Linked DNA regions of Homo sapiens: all the other regions are linked to region 3. Evidence: chromatin loops called from intact Hi-C (ENCODE). Cell type or tissue: CD4-positive, alpha-beta T cell. All regions are shown on one strand.

What was found. Hi-C counts contacts between places; a loop is a spot of excess contacts. Peaks named below come from ENCODE experiments on the same cell type or tissue, not always from the same donor. Only the 100,000 strongest peaks of a DNase experiment are listed, where the experiment ranks them.
Region 1: it touches region 3 in a loop (4-fold over the local background); 3 of 110 quality-filtered maps call a loop at or near these places.
Region 2: it touches region 3 in a loop (9-fold over the local background); 11 of 110 quality-filtered maps call a loop at or near these places.

Annotation. Positions count from the first base shown.
Region 1 is chr18:76,718,945-76,723,944 of GRCh38, forward strand. It overlaps LOC105372213 (a long non-coding RNA gene), which reads left to right and starts at 3,420. Exons shown (of 3, transcript XR_935658.2): 1 at 3,420-3,506; 2 at 4,259-4,414. RefSeq lists an enhancer at 2,294-2,463. In CD4-positive, alpha-beta T cell, no CTCF peak of the experiment used is centred here; a DNase peak (open chromatin) is centred at 2,457; H3K4me3 peaks cover 786 bases.
Region 2 is chr18:77,700,804-77,705,803 of GRCh38, forward strand. No RefSeq gene overlaps it. Among named protein-coding and RNA genes, the nearest start is that of LINC01029, 290 kb to the right of the region's middle. In CD4-positive, alpha-beta T cell, no CTCF peak of the experiment used is centred here; a DNase peak (open chromatin) is centred at 2,038.
Region 3 is chr18:76,799,947-76,804,946 of GRCh38, forward strand. All of the region lies in intron 2 of ZNF236-DT (ZNF236 divergent transcript), which reads right to left. It also overlaps the pseudogene RNU6-346P. Among named protein-coding and RNA genes, the nearest start is that of ZNF236-DT, 20 kb to the right of the region's middle. RefSeq lists a silencer at 2,330-2,379. In CD4-positive, alpha-beta T cell, CTCF peaks have their summits at 2,263 (motif pointing right), 2,467, 3,955 (motif pointing right) and 4,160; DNase peaks (open chromatin) are centred at 2,255 and 3,995.

The DNA.
Region 1 (5,000 bases), 81 kb before region 3:
AACAAAACTTAATTTTAAAGTGGGCAAATGACTGAAATAGACATATATACACATACGCACACATACACACAAATGGTCAACAAGCACATGAAAAAATGCTGAACATCATTAGTTATTAGGGAACTACAAATAAAAAGCAAACTTCATACTCACTAGAATAGCTATAATTTAGAAATATGAAAAATAATAAGTGTTTGTAAGGATATAGAGAGATTGGAATTCACTTTTTTTTTTTTTTTGAGATGGAGTCTTGCTCTATTGCCCAGGCTGGAGTACAATGGCACAATTTTGGCTCACTCCAACCTCCATCTCCCCGGTTCAAGCAATTCTCCTGTCTCAGCCTCCCGAATAGCTGGGATTACAGGTGCACGACACCATGCCTGGCTAATTTTTGTATTTTTAGTAGAAATGGGGTTTCACCATGTTGGCCAGGCTGGTCTTGAACATCTGACCTCAAGTGATCCTCCTGTCTCGGCCTCCCAAAGTGCTGGGATTACAGGCGTGAGCCACCATGCCTGGCCTGAAATTGGAACTCTTGTATACTGCTGGTGAAAATGTAAAATAGTGTAGACCCTATAGAAAACAGTATGGCAAGTCCTAAAGAAATCCAAAATGGAATTACTGTATGATCCAGCAATTCCATTTCTGGGTATATATGCCAAACAATTGAAAGCAGAGACTCAAACAGATTATATCCTGGTATTCACAGCAGTGTTATTCCCAACATCAAAAAGCTGGAAACAACTGAAACGTCCATGAACGGATGAATGGATAAACAAAATGTGGTATATACCACAGAATACTCCTTCAAAAGCAAAGAAATTCTAATATTAATACATTCATAACATGGATGAATCCTGAAGACATTATGCTAAGTAGAATACACCACTCACAAAAAATAAATCTTCATGATTCCACTTATATGACATGCCTAGAGCAATCTAATTCATAGAGACAGAAAGTCAAAAGCCAGTTAGCAGCTGAGGGAGGGGGGAGTGGGGAATTATTGTGTAGTGGATCAAAGTGTCATTTTGGGATGATGGATGAGTTCTGGAGATGGATAATGTTGATGGGTGCACAGCAGTGCAAAGGTACCTAATGCACAGAACTGTATGCTTAAACATGGTTAACACCTGTAATCCCAGCACTTTGGGAGGCCAAGGCAAGAGGATCACCTGAGGTCAGGAGTTCGAGACCAGCCTGGCCAACATGGTGAAACCCCATCTCTACTAAAAATACAAAAATTAGCTGGGCGTGGTGGTGGATGCCTGTAATCACAGCTACTTGGGAGGCTGAGGCAAGAGAATCACTTGAACCCGGGAGGCAGAGGTTGCATTGAGACGAGATCGTGCCACTGCACTCCAGCCTGGGCAACAGAGTGAGACTCCATCTCAAAAACAAACAAACACACACACATGGTTAACATGGTAAATGTTATATACATTTTACTACAATAAAAAATATTTGCACACAGAGAAAAAAAGTAAACATTGAGATACCATGTGACACAGAAATCTGCTATGCATATACCCCAGAGACCTGAAAGCAGAAAGTGAAAAAAATACCTGTACACACACATACCCATAACAGCACTGTTCGCAGTACCCAAAAGGTGGAGACAACCCAAATACCCAACAACTGACCAACAGATAAGCAAATTGTGTTGCATCCATACAATAGAATAGGATTCACCCCCAAAGACACAGAGTTACTGATTCATGTTGCAACACGGGTGAACCTTGAAAACATTATGCTCAGTGAAAGAAGCCAGACACAAAAGGTCACATATTGTATGATTCCATTTATATGAAATATCCAGAATAGATAATTCCATGGAGACAGAAAGCAGATTGGTGGTTGCCAGAGGCTGGGAGGAAAGGCCATGAAGGGAAGCTGCTGAATGAGGACAGGGTTTTGTTTTGAAATATGGAGACGTTTCAGAACTAGAGGTGGTGGTTGCGCAACATTGCAGATGCACTAAATGCCACTGAATTGTTCACTGTAAAATGATTTTGTGTTACGTGAATTTCATTTCAATAAATTATTTAAAAATATGTAGCTAGTATCAATAACTGCTTTTTAAGACACTGTATTCGGTGCTGTACTATGTGAGTTAGAGATATCGCCTGTTTTGGTATCAAGATAGTCCTACGAGGTAATAGTATTATAATCCCAATTTTATGCCTGAGGAAGCTGGGGAACAGTGTTGTCCAGGGGTGTTGTGGTCCAGTGGGGGTGGTGGAAATAGACGCAGGATAACTTCCTATGAGAAGGTGAGTGAGCTCAGTGCTGCAGAGAGATTTAATGGGCAAAATAGTAACAGCTGCTGCAATGAATCGAGCAGGCACCAGATGCCGAGTAGTTTCTTTACAAAAATACAGGAGTGCAGTTCACCTCCTTTCCTCCCCACAAACAGCACCCTGGGCCGGGTCTTGGCTAAGAATGAGCTGAGCGCTTCTGAGCAGTCACTTCAAAGCATGGGGTAACCACAGGAAAACCTTGTTGAAAGGATGTGGCTTAGCGAGAGGTCCCACCTTAGTCCTGGTGGGCCACATGGGGCACAGTAGGGGCAGGGGGAAGATGGGGTTAAGAGGGGATTGCTGTAGGAAAAGAAGCCATCAGGAACTTTGAAATCTATTTTCAGTAGTATCCCGAATCTTCTAAACTTTGTTGTCCTGGCTTTTGAGCTTCTGGGAAAGGTGGATACCCACAAGAGCCCCAAGTCATTGTGATGTCAATATGAACTTTAGTTTGATTCTGTAGCAATATAATGAGCTTGAAAGCCAAGCTCTGTTAAGACCAAGACAGAAAGTAAGAATGAAAATGTGTGGAATAGACAGTTTTCTAAAAATCTTTCAACACTGAAGAACAAAGCCTGGAGTCCTGCCATCACAGAGGCCCCTCTGCAGAGCGGAGAATGTGGGGCCCTCCACCTGGAACCACAAGGCCCCCATGTTACCGCCCGACCAGAGGGAAGCCAGGGTGTTGAAGAAAACTCTGGAGTTTTTCTCTTCCAGTCCTGAGAGATGGTGCAAAGGAGAAGGGGAGACAGAATGAGAATGAGGCTTAGATACGAAGCAGGCCCTTGTTCGTCCTCTCTCTTCAGAGCCCCAATCTTGATTTGGGAAATGGAGCTTTAGAAACATCCTGTAAGGAACATGGCTGTAGCTGCAGCCAAGCAGGCATAGGGGTAGCAGGCATAGGCCGAGGTAAACAGCCTGGTTGACTCAGTGGGGTTGGGGTGCAAGCGTGCAGTCCCATGTCTTATATAATCATAGCCAGGTAGACATAACATAGAGAAGCTCCCCACCTGGCTCTTAGCCACTATTGTTTGTGTAGTGTATAAGCGTAACATTGAGCCTGTGAAGGAGCTGCTGAATAAAGTCATGTCTCATTTACCTGCTGTCTCTTGAATGTTCTTCCAGCTCCCTGCCCCACATCCACCCACTCTCCTCGGACCTCAGTTGGAGCTGGACCCCGACCCTAAGCATGACATATTTGCACAGGTCAGGGGACTTCTGGAACATGCAAAAGCCTTCACGTCCACGATTGTGCCCTCCTGAGCCTGGGGCAGGACCAGGTCTCCGTGAACCTGCAGCCAGGCTGCCTGGGGCCTGCAGAGCCTCTGGAGCCTTGGACCATGGCCTGGGTCCTATGGGGGTCCACGGAAGTGCAGAGCCCTGGGTCAGGACAAGGACGTCCCTGAGAACCATGCCTAGAGACAGCAGGCAGTGCTGCCCTGGGGCTCAGTGTAGATGGAATAACTTGAACCTTACAAAGGATTGCTGCTGTGGGGTTGGGGAGACAGCGGGACTGGAAAGAAGGCCTACAGTGCCTATGAGTAGAGAGGGGGTTCCCTAAACTCCAGAGCATGGTGTGGCAGCAGGCCTAGAGCAGGCTGTGAGGGAGAGGGGCACCGTCAAGCGCCAGGAGGGGGAGCAGAGCGCTATGCTGTCAGGGGCCCAGGAGGATTCGACTGCTTTCCCCTTGGACCGTGGAAGGCCATATGTGGCATAGCTGAATTGGGATTTTCTCCTCTTTATTCTAAGTTCCTTCAGTTTTCCCAAACCTAGCAAAATCCATGTTATTATTAATTATTATCAGTGTTAATTTAGTAACACTAAACACTGTTTATTAGTAAAACTAACACCAGCAAAGCCTTTGCGTGCTAGAACTTCTGAGCATTTTCCATGGACTGCCCCATTGGAACCCCATAACCTCACGGACTACCTTTATCACTATTGTCCCTGTTTCACAGATGGAAAAGCTGAGACACAGAGAAGTTCCTTGAGTTGCCTGAGATCACAGAGCAGCAGGGCCAGGACCCGGTCCCAGGAAGTTCCACTGCAGGCCCGGCTCTAACCCTCATCACTGTGGTGGTGGCCTTCAGTTTGAGTTGGGTCAGAATGATCAGGTAGGCGTGTCAGACACAGAGCTTGTCCAGAGGCAGTGGGAGGGGGCTTGGAGTTTGCTTTTTTTTTTTTTTTTTTTTTTGAGACGGAGTCTCGCTTTGTCGCCCAGTCTGGAGTGAAGTGGCACGATCTCGGCTCACTTCAACCTCCGCCTCCCAGGTTCACGCCATTCTCCTGCCTCAGCCTCCCGAGTAGCTGGGATTACAGGTGCCCGCCACCACGCCTGGCTAATTTTTTGTATTTTAGTAGAGACGGGGTTTCACCGTGTTAGCCAGGATAGTCTCGATCTCCTGACTTCGTGATCCGCCCACCTCGGCCTCCCAGAGTGCTGGGATTACAGGCGTGAGCCACCGCGCCCGGCCGGAGTTTGCATCTTTAACAAGTTCCCAGGTGGCGATGATGATGCTGGTCTGAAACCCACACCCTGAAAACCACTTCTGTAAAGACTCCACCCTGATGCCTGCGGAGAGCCTCCACCCTGATGCCAGTGGGACAGGTGCCCAGCACACCCAGGCCAGCCTAGCAGCCAAGGGAGCGGAACTGGTGGCTGGGGAGCCCCCAGCCCTGAGAAGCAGAGGGGCTGGAGAG
Region 2 (5,000 bases), 900 kb after region 3:
ACCCCTCACCCATGTTTGGGTCTCATTTGTGTCCCAGTAGTTTTTGTGTCAAATGTGGATGGTGCAGCTATTTTAGTCCTTAGATTAAAAGAGAGAGGTATTTTAGCTTTTAATGGAATCATTGAAAGAATAACCTCTGAGGAAGACATTTCAAAACAAATTAAAAATACTACAACTCAGTATAAGAATTTCATTTAGACTTTAAAATTAGCTGAATATATTCTGGCAGAATGATATTTATTTGTGGGACTCCTAACAGTCCTAACATATCTGTAGGGACTTTCAAACACAGGACCAGTAAATGTGATATTCTCTAAGGTTATGAAACATAATAAAAAGATCCAAACACCTAAAAACACCAGCCTGTGCTATTCCTTTTTGCTGTTCTATTTATCATCACCATCATCATCACCATCACAATCATCATCATCCCCATCATCATTTTTGTGCAGCAATTATGAGAAAAAAACCTTATAAATAGAGTTTTCTGTTAACTTATATTGAAGGTGTTAGGTTTTCTAAAAGTTGGATAGACATCCAATGAAGCTAAGAGCTAGGCCATTTGTCCTATACTACCCATCACAGATTTGATCTATCAATCATCAAATATCTTCTAAATGTCTGGGATTATGCTATGTGAAGCCTGAGTGCTCTGGAGAGCTCTCAACTCAGTGAAATTCAATTTCCAATGTACATGTTGAGAATCTACCACATGCAAAAGACTGTCTAGATACCATTGAGAGTACACAAAGCTGCAAAGCCTTCTTCTCAAGAGGAGTTTAATGTTTAAAAGGAGTGATGATATGTAAGCATTGGCCTAAAATTGTATATGACCCTCCAACTGTATATAACATGAAATCACAAGTGTCAGAGGGTCCGCAGCAGAGATTCTGTTTGTTCTTTAAAAAAATCATCAAAAGACATTGTTAAAAAATAAATAGGCAAGAAAAAGACCCAAATAAATTATTTAAGATACAGATATATCTGCCTAATGCTTGAAAGTTGAGCAACACACTTTGGGGAAAAATATAGTTTCGGTTATAAAAGACTAGAACTTCACTCTCTGATTTTGTGATTTCATTACAGAAATGGGCAAGTTCTTACAAAATTTAACATTGCCATTCTCACTAAATATTTTAAACATATTTAGTAACTTCTATTTTAATATCTTACATACTTGGTGAAGATTACTTGAGTATGAAGGCATCATTAGCCAGACAAATGATCAGAGCAAGGCTGCTGTATTTGTCTGTTCTCACATTCCCATAAGAAAATATCTGAGACTGGGCAATCTGCAAAGAAAAGAGGTTTAATTGCCTCTCACTTCTGCATGGCTGGTGAGTTCTTAGGAAACTTACTATCATGGCGGAAGGGGCCTCTTCACCTAGTGGCAGGAGAGAGAATGAGTGCCAGCAGGGGAAATGCCAGACACTTATAAAACCATCAGATCTCATGACAACTTACTTACTGTCATGAGAACAGCATGGGGGAAACTGCCCCCATGATTCAATTACCTCCCACTGCATCCCTTCTATGACATGTGGGGTTTATGGGGATTATAATTTAAGATGAGATTTGGGTGGGGACACAACCAAACACAGCAGCTGCCTATCTGCATCCCTTGAACCTATTCTGCCCATATTTCTGTTATTTTTTCCCCAAGTTTCATATAACATATCAACAGGATCACTTCCTAAGTCCCTCAGCAGAAAAAGTGGATTTGAAAACTGACTCTGGTGTGTACTTCTGTATACAAGTCAAATTGCTTACTTTGATAGACAATACGATTTCCTGCAGACACTAATGGTAAAAATTGTAAACTAAGGATGTAAGCAGGTTTTAATCCTTTAAATTTATTCTCAGATAATGGAAATTGAACAAATAACAATTAATCATGTAGTTTGATTGCTGCTTGTCTGTAACTTATTGTTACTCAAGTTCATATTTTACAAACTGTAGTGTAAACAACATCGAACCTTTCTTGAAAAGCAGCTTCAGCTCAGATCTCATCTCAAACATCAAGAGCCTTGACTCCAAAATGGTGTGAATTGGCTGCCATCTGCTGGACCGGGACACGTAAAGGTGAATTCTAGGTTTTATTTAGCGTCCAGGAAAATCAAATCCCAGTCTCAAACAATATAGTCTTAATTAATTTCTCTGAGAATGTCAACATTTACATATATTAAAGATTGAACTTAATTACAATTGCAATTTATTGATTGAGAAGGCACTTCACTATCTTCCAATGCATTCAAGATCATTACAAAATCCTGTTATAAATCAGGGTGGAACATATCACAAGAAAATGACATATGAAATAATTTATATAAGGACTTTTAATATAAAATATCTTTAATACAAAGTATTGTATGTTTTGAGTGCATAATATATTTTAAAAGCCATTGTTAAATATTGTAAAGCATAAAAATACTCATCAGACGCAACAATCCATTTCTTTGTTGCATAGAAAAGAGGACTCTGAGGGAGTCAAGGTAAATCCAGGTAAACCCCAAGACAGTGCCACTGAGAAGGTGCCTTAAGTCAACAGCACAGATGTCATCTCTAAGGAGTGTGTGGGCCGGGGTTCGTGAGGACAATGGTCTTCAGCCTTGACACACGTGGATGTGTGGCTGGAGACCCCAAGTGGAATGGGTGGATTCCAGTGGTACACATCATAAGAAAAATCGTGGAGACTGAGGAGTTAGGAAATAAGTAGAGGGTTAGGTTAGCTGAAACACTGAGTGTGAACAGGGAGGTTGTTGGGAATAAAATGGGAGAGGTAGGTTGGGGCAGGTGCACGGAGGGGCTTGTAAATCACCACCAAGAGTTCAGGCTGCTGGAAGCTTCCAAGGTAAAGCTGGGATTCACTTAGACAAAAGGCAACTGAGTTGACAAACTGAACATCCTTGTTTGTAGAGAACATTTGTGCTACTTATTCAGCAGTTTCCATGACCCAGGCCATATTCTAACTGCAAGAACACAGAGAAATAAGAAGCATCTCCTGCCCTCCAAGGCCTCCATTCTCAGAGCAGAGGCTTCTCGGTCAATGGCTCTGATGCATACACTGTGGCAGAGCAGAAATGTGGACTCTGGAAACTACTGCAGGAACATGAGAAAGAAGCACCTGCCTCTGTCTGGAGATGTTGACCAAACTCCATATGACAGGTGCATCAGTCTAGGTGGGAAACGTAAGCAGAAGTGTTGCAAGCATAGAGGCCAGGGAAAGGCACCCTTGTGGCTCCAGATTTTGTAATGTCACGGAGTCCTAGGTGTGTGGCTCAAGCCCAGGAACAAGTCCAGTGGAGTGGACGCCTGAGGGACTGCCATTAAATACACTCAATGTGTGTCAAAAAGTCTTGGGAGTAACACAGAGATGGTCCACCACTTTGACACTTAAAACTGCGTATGAGTTAGGGAGGTACAGTTTAAAAATGCTGCTGGAGAGACAACCTGGGTTTAATTTAGAACTCTTCAGCACACAGATGGCAATGAAGCCATCCAAGAGGTGAAATTGCATGTGTAAAAAATGCATTGCAGAGAAAGCAGCCCTGACTGCCATTTACTGGGAGTGGGTCAGGCATTGAGGGCCGAGGCACTCTCTTGTTACCATAGAGAGTTTCACAGACACCGCATCAGGCAAGGCCACTCTGTGATGAGCATAGGAAAGATGAGCTTGAGAACACTGGCCAGGCCATGCAGATGGCCCCATGCCCTCCTTCCTGGGCTCGTCTACACACTGTGGCTTCTTTAACACCTTGGCCCGTTCACGCTCTCTACTCTGTAAATGAAATCATAGAGAGAACAATCATAGTTTTCCCAGCTATTGACAGTGCCCAGTCTGGAGCAAACCCATTCTTCCTTGAACCCTACCCCAAATACCCTAATATGACCCCAAGTCCTCTAATAATCCCTATTTCTTCCTCTTACCAAGACACCCTGTGCCCCTCCGGGTGTGCTCTTGTTGTTGCAGTGAACCAGTAACTCACCTTTACCTAAGACAGGGCCACGGGGAGGAGGACGGAGAAGTTGCCACAGGTGGAAAGAATTCAGCAGTGTGGGTTCTTTCCCCTAGGACAGAGCTTCTCAGACTACAGGTAATCTTCAGTGTTGAAATTATATTTGTTTAGGGAAATATAAGATGAATTTGGAGCAGGCGGGGACCAGATCATGAAAGGTATCTTATTTAATGCCATGATATTTTGATTGTATGAGAGGTTTGGAGAGTGAGGAGGTATTGCAGCGTCTTATCTAGGGAGGTGGCATGGTCACTTTAGAGACCCTCTTCTGGAAGCACCTACATGTGCATCAAGGTCACCCAAAGATATTTTAAAAAATGCAGAAGTTGATCCAGTGGAGCTGAGATCCTGTGTTTCACAAAGTTCCAGGTGGGGCTAGGATGGTGGTTCTTGAGGGGTGGTTTCTGCATCAGCAATGTCAGCATCACCTGGAAATTTGTAGGAGTTGCAGATTATCACCTGACACCAGACCACACTGAATGAGAAAGTTGGGACCTGGGATCCTGCAATTGCCTTAAAAAAAAATTAATAGCAAGTTGTGACAGTTAATTGTATGTGTCAATTTGACTTGAGTAGATGGTAAAACGTTATTTCTAGGTGTGTCTGTGAGGGTGTTTCCTACTAAGTTAGCATTTGAATTGCTAGACTGAGTGGAGAAGTTTCACCCTCACCCATGTGGGAGGCAGCATGCAATTTGCTGAGCACCCAGATAGAACAAAAAGCAGAGGAAGGGCAAATTTCCTTTCCTTTCTTGAACTGGGACCACCATCTTCTCCTGCCCTTAAACACTGAATTCCTGGTTCTCAGGCCTTCAGACTCAGTAACATGCAAACCCACAACACCGCCTGTCTGGAGTCCTTTGGACTCATGTGAATGATACATTGGCTTTCCTGGGTCTTATGCTTACTGATGGCAGATGGTGGCATGTCTCAGCCTCCATGATCACATGAGTCGATTCCCATCATCTCCTTCCCTATGGATCCT
Region 3 (5,000 bases):
AAACCCCATCTCTACTAAAAATACAAAAAAAATTAGCCAGGTGTTGTGGTGCGTGCCTGTAATCCCAGCTACTCGGGAGGCTGAGGCAGGAGAAGTGCTTGAACCCAGGAGGTGGAGGTTGCAGTGAGCCGAGATCGCACCATTGCACTCCAGCCTGGCTGACGAGAGCAAAACTCCATCTCAAAAAAAAAAAAAAAAAAAAAAAGAATTAGAGCAAAATACGGGTGCAGTGGCTCACACCTGTAATCCCAGCACTTTGGGAGGCGGGGAGCTTGAGCTCAAGAGTTCATGACCAGCGTGGGCAACATAGTGAGACCTTGTCTCTAATAAAATTTTTAAAACGTTAGCTGGGCATGGCAGTGCATGCCTGTAGTTCCAGCTACTTGGGAGGCTGAGGCAGAAGGATAACTTGAGCCCAGGAGATGGAGGATACTAGGCTATGATTGTGCCACTGCACTCCAACCTGGGCAACAGAGTGAGATCTAGTCTCAAAAAAAAAAAAAAAAAAAAAAGAATTAGGGTAAGATAAAGACATTTTCAGTTAAAAAAAATGAGTGTTTGCCACTAGACATCCTCACTAAGAAAACTTGTAAAAAATATACCTGTATATCAGGCAGAAGGAAGATGATGCCAGATGAAGGTCAGACACACAAAAATGTAAGGATGAAAAACTGGCCAATACTTAGGTCTAAACAAACAAACAAAACAAATTAGACTACATAAAATAATCCCTTCTGCAGTTTATGTATTTTTTTTTAAGGGGCCATGCTAGTCTTCTCTGTATCGTTCCAATTTTAGGTGAATGCAAAAGTAATTGTGGTTTTTGCATTGTTGGAATTTGCTGTTTGATATTGGAATATGTTCTTAAATAAATATGTCATACATCATTTTAACGGGCATTTCTCGCTTTATTTTTTTTGCTAATGACATTACTTGCTGTTTATTTTACGTTTATTTTAGACTATGGAAATGATGTTAGACAAAAAGCAAATTTGAGCAATTTTCTTATTTGAGGTCAAAATGCAGAAGAGACAACTGGCAACATCAACAATTCATTTGGCCCAGAAACTGCTAGGGCACACACAGTGCAGTGGTGGTTCGAGAAGTTTTGCCAATAGATGCCGGCCTTCAGAAGTTGACAGTGATCAATTGAGGGCAGTCATCAAAGCTGATCCTCTTACGCTACAGGAGAAGTTGCCAAAGAACTCAACGTTGGCCATTCAATGGTCGTTTGGCATTTGAAGCAAATTGGAAAGATAAAAAGCTCAATAAGTGGGTGCCCCATGAGCTGAGCGAAAATTTTTAAAAATCATCATTTTGAAGTGTCATCTCTTATTCTACATAACAAGAACAAACCATTTCTCAATTCTATTGTGATGTGTAATGAAAAGTGGATTTTAAGTGCCGGAGCAGTGGCTCATGCCTGTAATCTCAGCACTTTGGGAGGCTGAGGCGGGAGGATAACTTGAGGTCAGGAGTTCAAGACCTGCCTAGCCAACATGACGAAACCCCATCTCTAAAAACATTAGCTGGGTGTGATGGCGGGGCCCTGTAGTCCCAGCTACTTGGGAGGCTGAGGCAGGAAACTGCTTGAACCCGGGAGGCAGAGGTTGCAGTGAGCCGAGATCGCGCCACAGCACTCCAGCCTGAGCGACAGAGCGAGACCCCTCTCCCTGCCTCCCTCGCCCCCCAAAGAAGAAAAAAGAAAGCACAGCCTTCCGTTGAGGCCTCTGGGCGATCCAGTAGGATAGGTCTAGGCGCCGACTGCGTGGGGACCACGCACGACCGTGACAGGCGCAGTCTTGAGGACACTGGCTTTGAGAGCAGCTGAGGGACTGGGCAAAGAAGGGGCTGCAGGTATGGGGGTCAGGCCAGCCCAGGGGAAGTGCGCACGGGTGTGCGGGGGGGTCATTCAGGGCCCTGACGGAGCTAAGGGGAGGATTTAGCCCTGAGTCGGCTCTGGGGTGTGGGGTGGCGGGATGGGGTGCCCTCCCCGGGGCCAGGGCGAGCAGGGTGCGGGGCTCCTGGAGGCTAGCAGGATTAAGGTCGTTTTTAGGATGAGTGAGCTCTGCAGGTTCCCTGCTTTCAACCCGGAAGGAACCTGGGCCCACGTGGGAGTGGGATTGGGGGGTGAGACCCGCAGCCCACGGAAGGGGCGCTGAGACGCGCGGCCGCGAGGGTCAGGGGTGCCCCACGGGAGCGTGCGGCTCATATTATTAGGAAGGTGTCCAGTGCGTCGTGCCCCGGCCGGGCGCCAGGTGGCGGCAGAGGCCGGTGCGGCGCAGCTTCTTCGGCCGCGGGACAGCGGTGCCCCCAGGGTAGGAGGCTGGGGCTGGGCTGGAGCAGAGCCGGAGGGAGGAGTGCGGCCAACAAAAGACCATCCGCGAGCGCCTGAACTTGGGTGTGGAGTTGTATTTTAGGATATGTTAAAAAGTTAGGAATATTAAGTAATTGGCACTTGGCCGGGAGCGGTGGCTCACACGTGTTATCCCAGCACTTCAGGAGGCCGAGGTGGGCGGATCACCTGAGGTTGGGAGTTTGAGAACATCCTGGCCAACATGGCGAAATCCTATCCCTACTAAAAATACAAAAACTTAGCTGGGCATGGTGGTGCGCGCCTGTAGTCCCAGCTACTAGGGAGGCTGAGGCAGGAGACTCCGTCGCAAAAAAAAAAAAAAAAAAAAAAAAAGGCACTTAATCCCAGACTGAAACCCTCTTTTCAGACTCTACATTAAGATCTTAAAGAACTTAGGCCCAGGCAGGCGGGTCACTTGCAGTCAGGAGTTTGAGACCAGCCCGGGCAACATGGCAAAACCTGTCTCTACTAAAAATACCAAAATTAGCCGGGCTTGGTGGTGCGAGCCTGTAATCCCAGCTACTCCGGAGGCTGAGGCAGGAGAATTACATGAACCCGGGAGGCAGAGGTTGCAGGGAGCCGGGATCAGGCCGCTGCATTCCAGCCTGAGCGACAGAGCGAGACTGTCTCAAAAAATAAATAAATAAAATAAAATAAAATAAAGAGCTTAAAGAACTTAAGAAAACACCAAATACTTCAGAGGTACCAGTGGCAATGTAATTAATGAGGATATTCAAGGAAGGTGACATAATTGCCAAGGTAAAAATAATTAAACAATTTCCAAAAGTCTATTTCAGTGAAGGAAACATTTGTCTTTAAGGGAAACATCAATGAAAATTATGTTTATGGCAAAAATGAGCCCTTTCTGCAAGCTTCATTTAGAAAATTGTGGGCATAATTACCATTTTACACAAAATAACTCTGTAGAAAGCTTTTTGAAATAAGCTTCTATTGAAATAAAATGCCAATTAATTACCCATTTAACTTATTAAATGAGAACTATAGGGTGCTAATTTTTAAATATTTTTTAAGTTGCTTTGAAATAATACCTTTTCTTTGAGACTTGAGAACATATATAGCTAATATGAACTGATGAAACAAAGATTTTTAATTACTTCTTTTATTATTTACCTATATATTCTGTATCAGTTAATTTCATTGCTTAAATTATTAATGTCTAATATGCCACTTGAAGCATTCATATTCTGAAAATGATGTAAGTTACACATGTAGGTTGGCCGAAAGTATTATATACTAGGACACAGCGGAGTTTGGGAGTGTCTGCTGCCTGTCCAGGAAGCTGCAGGTTTATGAGTTGTAAATGTAGGAGAATTCAGTTCAGTATAAATAGTTTAGCTTCCTGTTATATTAGGATAGGCAGTTAAGCTTATGTTTTTGCCATAGACAAATTATCATTATCTGTCAGGCCTACAGTTTAGGTTTTGACGTAACTCTTCAAGTACAAATGGAGAATGCATCCCCAGCAGCACTGCAGTCCTCGTTCACACCGAGTTTCGGTACAGTCAGGGGTTTTGAAGTCAGTACCACGGGAGACGCAGACGGAGGATGAATGAAAGGCACAGAAAAATCCTAAGGTAGAAATGGGGGGAACGGAAAAGCAGACAGACACTAGAGGGCGCAGGAGGAAAGTGGGTCGGAGTCCTGGAAGAGGAGGCGGGCTGGGTGAAGGAAGACAGTGAAGAGGGCACTCTGAAAAACCCATCCGAATCTTTCAGTGTAGGTAGGCACCACCCACAGCATGTTGTCATTGCAAACTGGTTCCTTCCATACGTCCCGAAAGGCTCTCCATGGTAGCTTACATCTCTCTATTTGACACTTGATGGCTTTCTTAAGGTATTTAGGTCCATTTACTAAAAATGACTCATCACTTGTTAATTAAATAAGGTTTATACATTTTTTTCATTTTAATTTCAAACATAGGAGATAAAGAAAAAAGGTGCTTGTGGCCAGGCACGGTGGCTCACGCCTGTAATCCCAGCTGAGGGGAGGCCGAGGCGGGAGGATCACCTGAGGTCAGGAGTTTGAGACCAGCCTGGCCAACATGGTGAAACCCTGTCTCTACTAAAAATACAAAAGTTAGCCAGGCGTGGTGGTCCTAATCCCAGCTGCTCGGGAGGCTGAGGTGGGAGAATCTCTTGAGCCTGGGAGGCAGAGGTTGCAGTGAGCCAAGATTGCGCCACTGCACTCTAGCCTGGGCAACAGAGCGAGACTCCATCTCAAAAAGAAAAAAAAAAAAAAGAAAAAAAGAAAAAAGAATAAAAGTGCTTGTTCACCCGTACTTTGTGCATGTCAAGTGATATTGAAAACCAAATCTGTAGGCTGTGCCTGGTGGCTGACGCCTATAATCCCAGCACTTTGGGAGGCCAAGGCGGGCGGATCACCTGAGGTTGGGAGTTCAAGACCAGCCTGACCAACACAGAGAAATCCCATTTCTATTAAAAATACAAAATTAGCCCAGCGTGGTGGTGCATGCCTGTAATCCCAGTTACTCGGGAGGCTGAAGCAGGAGAATCGCTTGAACCCTGGAGGCAGAGGTTGCAATGAGCCAAGATCGCGCCATTGCACTCTAGCCTGGGCATCAGGAGTGAAAAAAAAAAAAAAAAGAAAACCAAATCTGCAGACG